Linked DNA regions of Homo sapiens: regions 2 and 3 are each linked to region 1. Evidence: chromatin contacts called from ENCODE Hi-C or POLR2A ChIA-PET data. All regions are on one chromosome and are shown on one strand. The core of a region is the stretch at or near the end of the contact, and the rest is flanking DNA. Distances in the headings are between cores, read along the strand shown.

Region 1 (3,431 bases), core at 440-2,939:
CTCAGCCTCCTGAGTAACTTGGATTACAGACATGAGCCACCACGGCCAGCTAATTTTTTTTTTGGTACTTTTAGTAGAGATGGGGTTTCACCATGTCGGCCAGGCTGGTCTTGAACTCCTGACCTCAGGTGATCCGGCTGCCTCAGCCTCCCAAAGTGCTGGGATTACAAGCGTGAGCCCTTATGCTGTTTCTTCAAATCACCAGGCATATGACCACAGGACCTTTGCATTTGCTGCGGAATGCTCTGCCACAAGAGAACTACCTGGCTTGCTCCCTCACTTATCTCTGCTCAAAGGTCACCTTACTAGAGACCTTCCCTGAACACCCTCTATAAAATGACAACTCCCAACTCCTTCCCCATGGTCCTTCCTTCTCTATTTTTCTCCAAACCACTTATTACCTCCTTACATATCATGTTTATTATTTGCTGAATGAACAAATGAACCAAAGTAGCGAGGCCCTTCACCCCTGGCCACCACTTTCTGCTCTAAGTATAGCCTCCCGTGACCCTTTTCAAGGCTATGCTTTTATGCTCATCCTAACCAGTTTGAAGTCTGAAGAGAAACATTCTGTGAAAGATCATATATGGAAGGATTTTCCCAAGACATCAGACATTCCATTCCCCTCCCCCTTAAAAATCAAATGCACTAGCTGAGCGCGGTGGCTCATGCCTGTATTTCCAGCACTTTTGGAGGCTGGAGCGGGCGGATCACTTGAGCCCAGGAGTTCGAGACCAGCTTGGGTAACATAGTGAGACCCCATCTCTATTTAAAGAAAAACAAAACAAAACAAAACGAATGGACTGACAAACACAGGCAAAGACTGGAAATCTTGGGCTCTTTCGGTCAAAGAGCAGCCAAGACAAGTTCCACCCAGAGAGCTATAGTGGCCAGCACAGTCAGTTTCACTATCAACTCACCTGTCGGGCTCCCTTGGCCCTCCGGTTGCAACCTCACCCTGTTGGATTTCCCTATACTTTGTGTCATCCCTTTTGGGAGCTGATCCAGAATCCAAGTCGTCCTTGAGCTTCTAAGCACTTCTCTGGGGGAACTTAAGCTCATCCAACAGGTAGGAGGGGCAGAGGGTGGCCCTTTCAGCCCTACACCGATCCCCCATCTTGTAGGGGCAAACGACAGAGCGTCATTTTCTTTCTGGAGGAAGGGAGCTCAGTTTTAAAGACACGATTCTCAGACCTGGCGGCAGGGATAGAGAAAGGAACCCTCCCACCACTGGCGGAGATGGACCTCAGAGAGTGGTTGCAGCGGCGATGCTTAGGCCCCGTAGGCAGGAGGCGAAGGAGGAGGACGCAGGTACGTCCCTTGGCCCGGGGTCCGGGACCTACCCTGGACGGGGCTGCCCTCAGCGTCGGGAAGCGGACGTGATGCTTCGCAGGCGAGGAGGAGCAGAGAATGCAGCCCGGGAGAATCCGGGGCCAGAGCACCTCAGGAGGTTGGGGATCTCGTCAGGCTAGAGCCGGGGTCCAGGGGAGACGGGGGTCGGCGGGGCGGAGCTTGGGATCCCGGGGACGGGAGCTCCGGGAGGGAGGGGGTCGCGACGGGGACCCCGTGGCGGTTACCTTGCCCTTAGGGCTGCCGGCGGGGCTGAGGCTCCTGGGCCCGGCCCCTCCCCCGATCCGGCTCCTACGGCTCGGAGCCTGCAGCCGCCGCCGCCTCCGCTGTCAACAAACCCGGGGCGCGTCACTTCCGGGGCCGCCCCTTAGCAACAGCGATCGGGTTCCCCCGACCCGTCCCGCGGCTAACGCGGGCGGCGGCGGCAGAAGGTTCCGGGGACCGGCGGGCGGCTCCTTTCCCCGGGCCCGGCACGTTACGCCGGTGGAGGAAGCCGCGGGATGCCCCCCCCAGGCCACCCGAGAGAACGCGTCATTCAGGGCTCTCCCTGGCCTCCGAGGGGCCTGTTCGTGGGACCCTAGGATCGGTGCCCGCCCTGGCGCTGCGGTTCACCTGAGCCCAACACTGCTGAATAGCAGGACTGACTCTGGGCGCCAGCCCCCTCCATCCAGCGCCCTGTTGAACATGTCTTGCGTTCTCCACGGGTGGCTCACACTCGCGTGTCAACCCGCAGTCATCACCGTCCCCCAAAAGGTGCTCCTAACCTCCATCTAGGGCATGCGCCACCAGGCAACCGAGCTTCCAAATGGGAAATTGGGCGGCGACCTCGGCCCCTACATTTTCCTGGGCCCCTCGTCCAGTCTCCAAGTCCTAAGGATCCTGTCAAACCAGTTCCTTCTGGCCGAGCGCAGTGGCTCACGCCTGTAATCCCAGCACTTTGGGAGGCCGAGGCACGCGGATCACCTGAGGTCAAGAGTTCGAGACCAGCCTGGCCAACATGGTGAAACGCCGTCTTTACTAAAAATACAAAAATTAGCCGAGCGTGGTGGTGCGCGCCTCTAATCCCAGCTACTCAGGAGACTGAAGCAGGAGAATCGTTTGAACCCAGGAGGCAGAGCTTGCAGTAAGCTGAGATCGCACCACTGCACTCCAGCCTGGGCGACAGAGGAAGACTCCATCTCAAAACACCATCATTTCTTCTCTGGATTTCTCTTTTTTTTTTTTTTTTTTGAGAGACGGAGTTTCTCTCTCTTGTTGCCCAGGCTGGCGGGCAATGGCCCTCAGCTCACTGCAGACTCCCCGGGTTCAAGCAATTCTCCTGCCTCAGCCTCCAAGTAGCTGGGATTACAGGCGCCTACTATCACGTCTGGCTAATTTTTGTATTTTTAGTAGAGATGGGGTTTCGCCATGTTGGGCAGGCTGGTCTCAAACTCTTGACCTCAGGTGATGCGCCCACCTCAGCCTCCCAAAGTGCTGGGATTACAGGCGTGAGCTACCACACCCTAGCTAGATGCTCCTTTCTTGAGGAACCCTTTCTTGACAGGTGCCTCAGTTCCATTCCAAGAACTAATTTTGTGGATTTCTTTTTTCTTGCATAGCACCTTTTAATCTTTGACCAGCTACAACTATGTTCGTACAGTCTTGAATCCTTAAAAAAGCTGTTGGGCTTGGCACAGTGACTCACAACCTATAATCTCAGCAGATGGGGTTGTCGAGGCTGAGGCTTGAGCCCAGGAGTTGGAGATCAGCCTGGGCAACATAGGGAGACCCCATTTCTACAAAAATTAGCAGGGCATGGTGGTGCGCATCTGTAGTCCCAGCTACTCGGGAGGCTGAAGTTGGAGGATTGCTTGAGCCCAGGAGGTGGGGAGGTACGGTTTTATGCTCCTTAAGATGGACATCATCAGAGAGACAATAACAAATGTTGACGAGGATATGGCTAGATGGGAACTCTCATATTAATACATTGCTTGGGCCAGGCGTCGTGGCTCAAGCCTGTTATATCAGCACTTTGGAAGGCCAAGGCAGGCAGATCACGAGGTCAAGAGTTTGAGACCAGCCTGGCCAACATGGTGAAACCC
Region 2 (3,431 bases), core at 305-2,804, 410 kb after region 1:
CTGCCCCCGCTCGCCCCCAGCTCAGCCCCGAGTGGCCCGGCGCCCGCTCGTTCCCTCCTCTCGCCCCTTTGCCGAGTCTTTGTCTGGCCCCAGCCCCGCGGGGCCCCGGGTCCCTGTGCCCTCGGGGGTCCCTAGAAGGCGACAATGGCTCGAGTCCAGGCGCCGAGGCTGGCGAGCGCCTGCTTGGCGCACAGCTGCCCGTTGAGCGGCGGCGGCTGCTCCGAGGAGTCCGGCTGTCGGCTCACCAGCCCCGAGAAGCCGGAGCCAAAGATGGAGATCAAGTTTGAGATGTTGGACGCGTCCGGGGACGAGTCCGGGCAGAAGTCCTCGAAGCGGGCGCGCTTGCAGGGGGCGAACGGGGCGCCCCCGGGGGGCTCGGCCCCCAGCCCGCCCGCATCCTCCTCGTCGTCTTCCTCCTCCTCCTGGCCAGGGTAATACTTGCGCTTGCAGCCGGCGGCGGACGCCAGGCCCGGTCCCGGAGCGCCCTGGCCACAGCAGGGGCAGTGGGCGGAGGCGCAGCAGTCCTGGTGCAAGTAGCCGTTCTCCACCGTGGTCACCACGTGAGTGTCTAGGTCCAGCACGGTGGTCTGGCTGCTGCAGTGCAAGCCGAAGTCCGAAGGGGTAGGGTATGCGCCCCGGTAGAAGCCGGGGGAGGAGGCGGGGGCCGGGGAGGCGGGCGGAGAAGCGGCGGCGGCCGGAGGGGCGGCCCCTGGGGGCGCGGAGCAGGCGGCCGGGGCGCGAGGGTCCCGCGGGCAGAGCGCAGCGGGCGCGGGCGGCGGCAGCGGCAGCGGCAGCGGCGCAGGACCCGGCTGCAGAGGCTCCAAGGGCTGCCCGCGGTGGGGCGCGCCGTGCGGCGGCTGGAGCGCGGCGCACCCGGGCAGCTCCGAGAGCGCCCCCGCGCCGCCCGCGGGCGCTCCGGCCGCCGCCGCCGCCGCGCAGCCCCTGGGCGCCGGGTGCTGGTGCTGGTGCAGCTGCTGCTGGAGGTGCAGCTGGTGGAGCTGGTGGAGCTGGTGCAGCTGGTGCCGGGCGGCCGGCTCGCGCGCCTCCGCGTCCCCGCCGCCGCCAAGTTGGAGCGGGCCGAAGTCGGCCGCGCTGGCCGGCATGCCCGGCGCCGCGTACGCTAGGTGCTGGTGCTGGTGGTGGGGCGGCTGCTGCTGTTGCTGCTGCTGCTGGCGCCGGTAGAGCTCGGCGTAGCGCTCGCTCAGGTAGAGCTGGCGCGCGTTGCGGAGCACGTAGGACACCAGGAGGTTCTTGTGCAGCTTGATGCCGCCGCGCTGGGTTCGGGAGCTGTGGATCTTGCGCAGGGAGATGCTGATCAGGCTCTGGGCGTCCAGGGCGCACTCCATGCTCCCGCGGAGACGGCGGCGGAGCAGCCGCCGCCGCTGCTGCTGTTAACGCTTCTGCTGTTTCTGCCTCCAGCCGGCCGCCGGGGCGCGCCGGGCAGGGGTAACGGAGTCCGGGTCAGAGGTTCGGCTGCGCTCCGAAAGGAGCCGCCACCATGCGCCGCGCGCCACCCGCGGGCTCGCGCTCCCCAGACGGCGCCAAAGCAATGAGTCTCGGCCGGCCCCGGCCCCAGCTATTTAGCCGGGTGCCCGGGCCCCGCCCCACATGAGAAGAGCCAATAGGAGCTCTGAGAGTCTCCTGAGTGACAGGCGCAGCCCGCCCCGGGGCTACTCGGCTGGCCAATCAGACCAAGGCGGTTCCTTTGTGCTATTCAAATACCGAACGGACCCCGGGCCTCCAACGCCGCTGCTGCCTCGAATGTTCTCCTGGGGCTGCCGCGCCGCGCGGGACTCGGAGCCGCCGGGGCCGCAGTCTGCAGCATAGGTCGCCTGGCAGCGGCCACGTTGAAGCCCGCGGCTGCCCTCGCCTTAGGTCCCGGGAGCCGGGGGTCGGCTCACCTGAGTGCTGCGGCGACGGCTCCTCCCCTTTCCGCACGGCTGGGCCTCACCTGCGGCAGGTGCGCGCCGCTCATCGCTCCCCCAGCGGCGCGGCGCCTCCACCTGCGCACCTGTCGCCCCCCCGAGTGACCCGCGGGAGTCAAGGCCTCTCTACAGGAGGCTGGTGGAGCCGCCGGCTTGACACTGGGGAACATCAAAGGAGCGAGGTTTTGGGGGTACCCTCTACCGCAGAGAATGTAGGGCCTGACTCCTTGACTTTTTGGTCGAGGGGCCTCTGGGAATGCTTGCGGAAGGGAAGTCCTCCCCATTTGTCTGACAGGAAAAACCAAAACATCGTGAATTTTGACCTTCTCTGATGGAGAGAGTTCCGAGGCCAGGCATGACCCAGGGAGTGTGTGGACCTCGCGACCAGCTGAGGCTCAAAAGCGTCCTGGGAGCCGAAACGCTGAGTGCCCTAATCACCAGCTCTGTAACCTTTCCTTTCGTGCCTAACTAATAATAATGACAATAGGGACTATTATTATGGGCCTAATATGGGGCAGGCCCTTCCCAGCAACTCCCCAATGCCTCACTCTAACGTTTGTAGAGGAGGGGCCTGAGGCTCGGAGGAGTGGAGTGACTTGGGGAACCACACAGTTCCCAGGGGGCGGAGCTAGGAGCTGGGACAGGACCCTGCGCTCGAGACGGGAGGTGAATACCAAAGGCCCGGGGACTCACCGACTTAACTTCTGTTGACACAGCTTTCCTTCTTATCCTGAACCCTTCAGGTCCCAGCTGGGGACTGAGACAGTGGGAGAAGAGAGGGACAGGATTGCTGATTCCTGGGGGCGCTCTATCTGGACCAAGAGGCCTGAAGGGGGCTGGTTGCTGCTCCCAGGGGTTTCAAAGGTGCCTGGGGTGGGGGCTGCCCAGACAGCTCTGGAGGCTCTTGGAAATGGTCTGGAGGTTTGCCTGAGGAGGGTCCATGAGTGGATCCCTGAAGGATGAACGAGGTCTGCAGAGTCTCCCAGAGATAGGTGGACCTTGTGGGGCTGGACTCAGGGGGGAGGCCCATGACCAGACGTCCTGCTGCTTCACCGCCTCCTCAGGGGATCTTCTGAGTCTCTGCTTTTTGGGGCTTCCTTCTGAGTTCTCAGCACCTACTTCATCCCTTGGTGGGAGTGGAGAGACCCAGTAGCCCACCCTGTGGTCTCTGGGTCTTTCTTTAGTCTTAAGAATTTCCAAGATTTCTGCAAAAGTTTCTTAGCATCTACTCCATGCCAGGCGTTGAGAGTGAAGACAGAGTTAGCGGGTGTTTACTTCATTTTTCCGATGAGGAAACTCGGACACTGACAGCGTGAGACTTGCCCAAGATCACATGGCCCCAGGGCTGGTGCTGTGTCCTTCCCTTGGCCCCCTCGAACAATCTCAAACGCTTTGGGCCCCTGTGACCAATAGCACCTCTCCAGGCCTCCTCCCAGAGAAGCCAGGATTGAAATTTCAGGGGACTTCAGATAAAGGATGTCCTACCTACATTTTATTGGTGATACA
Region 3 (3,431 bases), core at 1-2,500, 300 kb after region 1:
GGAGACGGTGGGTCACTGCCCTGCTCTCAGACCCACACTTGCTCACATCAGCCCGTGTGGTTGCCTGGCTCCGTCCCCTCTGTCCCTAGCACTGGCACCAGGGCTGGGCCCCCACCCCCTAGATCCGCGGCTGCCAGGCCTGGGAGACCAGAGTCTGCCCTGGAGAAGCCTCCAGGGTGCCCCGTTGCTGCCTGGTGCCCCAGTTTAGAACCAACATGGTGTGCGCTTTCTTCCTATTGTGTGGTTTTACTTTTGTGCTGGTATGAATTCGATTCCATTTTAATGCATCCTGTTAAATCAAGTTAAAAGAGGGGAAAGCAAAACCAAAAGGAAAAAAAGGCACAGAGTGAGAGACAACCCAGCACAGGACCCCCAGGAAGGCAAGCAGTAACGCTCCAGCAGCCGGGCTGTGCTGCCTGGGCCCAGGCTTCTGCGAGGTGGTTTACAGGCGGGAACCATTGCTCCCACAACCACCAAAGGAGGTGGGAGTGCTGTGTTGTGCCCCTTTACAGAAGAGGAGACCGAGGCTCAGAGAAGATCCAGCAGTAAGATTAGAGTCAAGATTCAAGTTTAGGTATGTCTGAGTCCAAAATCAGAGGAGGAAGCAGCAGAGCTTAGGCACCTGGCCCCATCTTCCTGCTTGGAGTGGGGTGAGCTGGGTTTAAGGGCTTGGTGCTGGGCTGGCAGAGGGCGAGGGGCTGTGGGCTAGGCCCATTTTGACACCCGGGGGACATCCTATTTTTGATGTAGGCCTTGGCCACTGCTTGCTGGTCGGTCCTGAAAGCCAAGAGGAGGCTGCTGATGGTGAGTGACTGGCAGGCCCGGGGGAGCACGAGCTGGGCTCTGAGGCAGCGTGGTGGGGAGCGGAGCGGGTGCAGGGTGGCTCGCTGGGCCACTTGGCCTTCACCGCTCACAGTCCTGGCCCCCTTGTTCCGCCGTTACCTCTCCCTGTGCCAGGAGCTCCCTGGAGGCTCGTGTAGACCCACTTCCTCTCCTCCCCAGGCCCAGCACAGAGCAGGCCACTGGGGAGGGGAACGGATACCCTAGGGTAGTGGCCACAGGGCTGGCAGCTGGCCTGGTGCAGGCGTCTCGGTGGGGGCAGGATACCCAGGAGCAAGCAGAGCCCTGTCCCTCCTGCCCTTTCCCCGCCCCAGTCAGGCCCCTGTAATCTCCGCTCCCAGGCAGCGACTGGCTGTGCTATCTGGCCTGTGGTTTGTCGTTCCCCTCTGCGGGCCAGGCTCTGTTGCCTAGCTGATACCAGCTGCCGTGGCCACGTGCTCCAGGCACTTCCCGCGGAGCCACTATGGCCCCACCTCTTGCAGTACTCACAGCGGCCCATGGTTACCCTGTCTGCAGAAGTTAAAATGGGCTTCGAAAGCTTGAGTCACTGCCCAGGGTCATCTAGCAGGAAAGTACATGAGCTGGGGCGACCTCTAAAGCCCAGCCCTTTATGCGACACCTGGGCCTGGTGCCCTCATCCTACCTGGGCCCCGCCTGGCCCCTCAGCCTTGTGCCCACCGCAGGTGCCTGATGGCTTCATCTCCCATTTCTACTCCGTATCGGAGCATGTGAGCCCTGTCCTAGCCTTCGGCTTCCTTGGACCCAAGCCTCAGCTTGCTGAAGTCTGTGCTTTCTTCAAGGTAAACAGAGAGCAGTTCTCGTTCTTTCCTGACCCTTGCCCTGAGCACAGGCGCCCTGGGAGGTGCCAGGAATGGGATGAGGGCCTGGGCCTGGGCCTGCTCCCAGAGAGAGGGCAGAGCCAGACCCACATGGGTCCAGAGGAAGCAGTGGGAGGGAGGAGCCTGGGGATGGAAAGGACCGGCTGGGGCTCTGGTGGTGGACAAGGGGACTTCAGGTAACCTGGGGGGCATCATGGTGGGCAGTGGCTGGGCCAGGCCTGACACCAGCCCTGCTCCCCCAGCACCAGATTGTGCAGTACCTGAGGGACATGTTCGACCTGGACAATGTGCGCTACACGTCACTGCCCGCGCTGGCAGACGACATCCTGCAGCTGTCCCGGCGCCGCAGCGAGATATTGCTGGGGTACCTGGGGGTGCCCGCGGCCAGCAGCGCAGGCGTGAATGGGGCGCTGCCCCGAGAGAATGGGCCCCTGGGGGAGCTGCAGTAGAGGCGGCACGGGCTGGGGGGTGGCAGAGAGAAGGCTCCTCCTCCCTTCCCTGGGTTGGTATCTGACAGCTGTGGTGGCTGAGGGCCGTTGCCCCTGACTTTGCCCCACCCCCATCATCTGGGAGTCCCCAAGGCCCAGAGGGGACATTTCCATGGAGAAGAACGGTTCCTGGGGGAAGCAGAGGCCAGGACCAGTGGGGCCTGTGGGAGAGAAAGGCTGTGAGAGAGGGGGTTGTTGTGGAGAATTGGGACAGGCAGAGCCAGGATGCCCCAGGTGGGGGACCCCAAAACCTCCCATCGCTCCAGGGCTGCTGACAAGGGTGCTGGGAGGGTGGAGGTGAAGGATGGGGCCTAGAGCCCTGTGGTGAAGGTCACAGTGTCCTGAGCTAGAAGCCACCTGTGGCTATATGGTCTCAGCATCCAGCTGGCCTGTCCTGATGCCCTCCCCACCTCAACCGCCTTCTCAGAGAGTTTGCAACTCCAGAGAAGGAGAGTGGGGCCACCTTAGTGGGCAGCAGGCCTGGGCCATCCAGAGATGGGGCAGAGGTGGGCCTCCCACTCCTGTGCTCTCTTCTGAGCAGGAACTGGGCCCTTGACAGTGTCCTTTGACATTCCCTCGCCCTACCAAAGATCGTCTTTTCTCCTCCCACCTCTGTCACCACCAAAGACGGGCGGAGGTGGGGCTGGGCCCTCCTGCCCCCGCCCATCCCCCTTCCATGAGCCCAGACCTCCCTGGGTGGTGCTAGGCTCTGAGCTGGGGGCTCAGACCAGGGATCGCTCAGGCCCCTGTCACCTGTGGGCCCGGGGACCACTTGGGGGAGGTCAGAGGATGTATGTGGCCGGACCAGCTTCCCCACCTTCATTAGGACAAGAAACTGCCCAGCACTTTGCCTTCAGTTCAACGCACAAACGCTCCTGGGGCCTCATGGGGGCAGAGCCTCCCCTGGGCCTGCAGAGAGTCCTGTTAGCAGCGACGTCCCCCCGCCGCGGGGTCCTGTCAGCCCGGCAGTGTCTTCTCAGTGTCTTCACCTGAGCGAGTGTCTGTGGCCCCAACGCGTTCTGCTGTGGCTCTGCCCTTTCCAGGTTGAGAGGCCTGCAGGAGAAACACACTCCCCTCCTGGGTTTCCACACTCAGGAGGTCAGAGGACTGGCTCCTGTGACCAGGGCCCCTCTCCCCTGAATGGGAAAGGGGTCTGGGGATGGGAGGGCGCACCACAGAGAGGAGATGATGCTGGGTGTGGCCCATCTTCTGTGGGCCCCTTCCCAGACACCGGATCCATGGGCACTAACCCGCCTCCCAGGCT

What was found. A loop is a pair of places that touch in the nucleus more often than their neighbours do. ChIA-PET counts read pairs that join two places held with the same protein, here RNA polymerase II (POLR2A). Pooled maps may share reads with other maps.
Region 2: a loop to region 1 is called in a pooled map, with 4 times the contacts of the local background. The contact joins the promoter of IER5L here to the promoter of ZER1 in region 1. A Hi-C loop is called at or near these places in 2 of 50 pooled maps. POLR2A ChIA-PET finds 5 or more read pairs at or near these places in 4 of 52 experiments (Caco-2, H1, HEK293 and 1 more).
Region 3: a loop to region 1 is called in a pooled map, with 3 times the contacts of the local background. The contact joins the enhancer-like site here to the promoter of ZER1 in region 1. A Hi-C loop is called at or near these places in 1 of 50 pooled maps. POLR2A ChIA-PET finds 5 or more read pairs at or near these places in 2 of 52 experiments (activated CD8-positive, alpha-beta memory T cell and activated naive CD4-positive, alpha-beta T cell).

What each region holds. Positions count from the first base shown.
Region 1 is chr9:128,770,238-128,773,668 of GRCh38, forward strand. It overlaps ZER1 (zyg-11 related cell cycle regulator), which reads right to left and starts at 1,690. Exons shown (of 16, transcript NM_006336.4): 1 at 1,344-1,690. LOC124902282 (a long non-coding RNA gene) reads left to right here and starts at 1,097. Exons shown (of 2, transcript XR_007061804.1): 1 at 1,097-1,311. RefSeq lists enhancers at 1,277-1,326, 2,055-2,781 and a silencer at 1,517-1,986.
Region 2 is chr9:129,176,707-129,180,137 of GRCh38, forward strand. It overlaps IER5L (immediate early response 5 like), which reads right to left and starts at 1,555. Exons shown (of 1, transcript NM_203434.3): 1 at 1-1,555. The coding sequence starts at 1,346. The coding sequence ends at 132. RefSeq lists silencers at 810-1,149, 1,380-1,759 and enhancers at 1,484-1,778, 1,516-2,439, 2,440-3,363.
Region 3 is chr9:129,068,326-129,071,756 of GRCh38, forward strand. MIGA2 (mitoguardin 2) reads left to right here. Exons shown (of 16, transcript NM_001329990.2): 13 at 1-7; 14 at 751-804; 15 at 1,524-1,640; 16 at 1,922-3,431. The coding sequence ends at 2,128. Among named protein-coding and RNA genes, the nearest start is that of DOLPP1, 11 kb to the right of the region's middle. RefSeq lists enhancers at 1,432-1,571, 2,519-3,431. Within about 2 kb of position 1,251, at least 18 of the 41 ENCODE cell types and tissues checked have a DNase peak (open chromatin) inside an H3K27ac peak, as active enhancers do.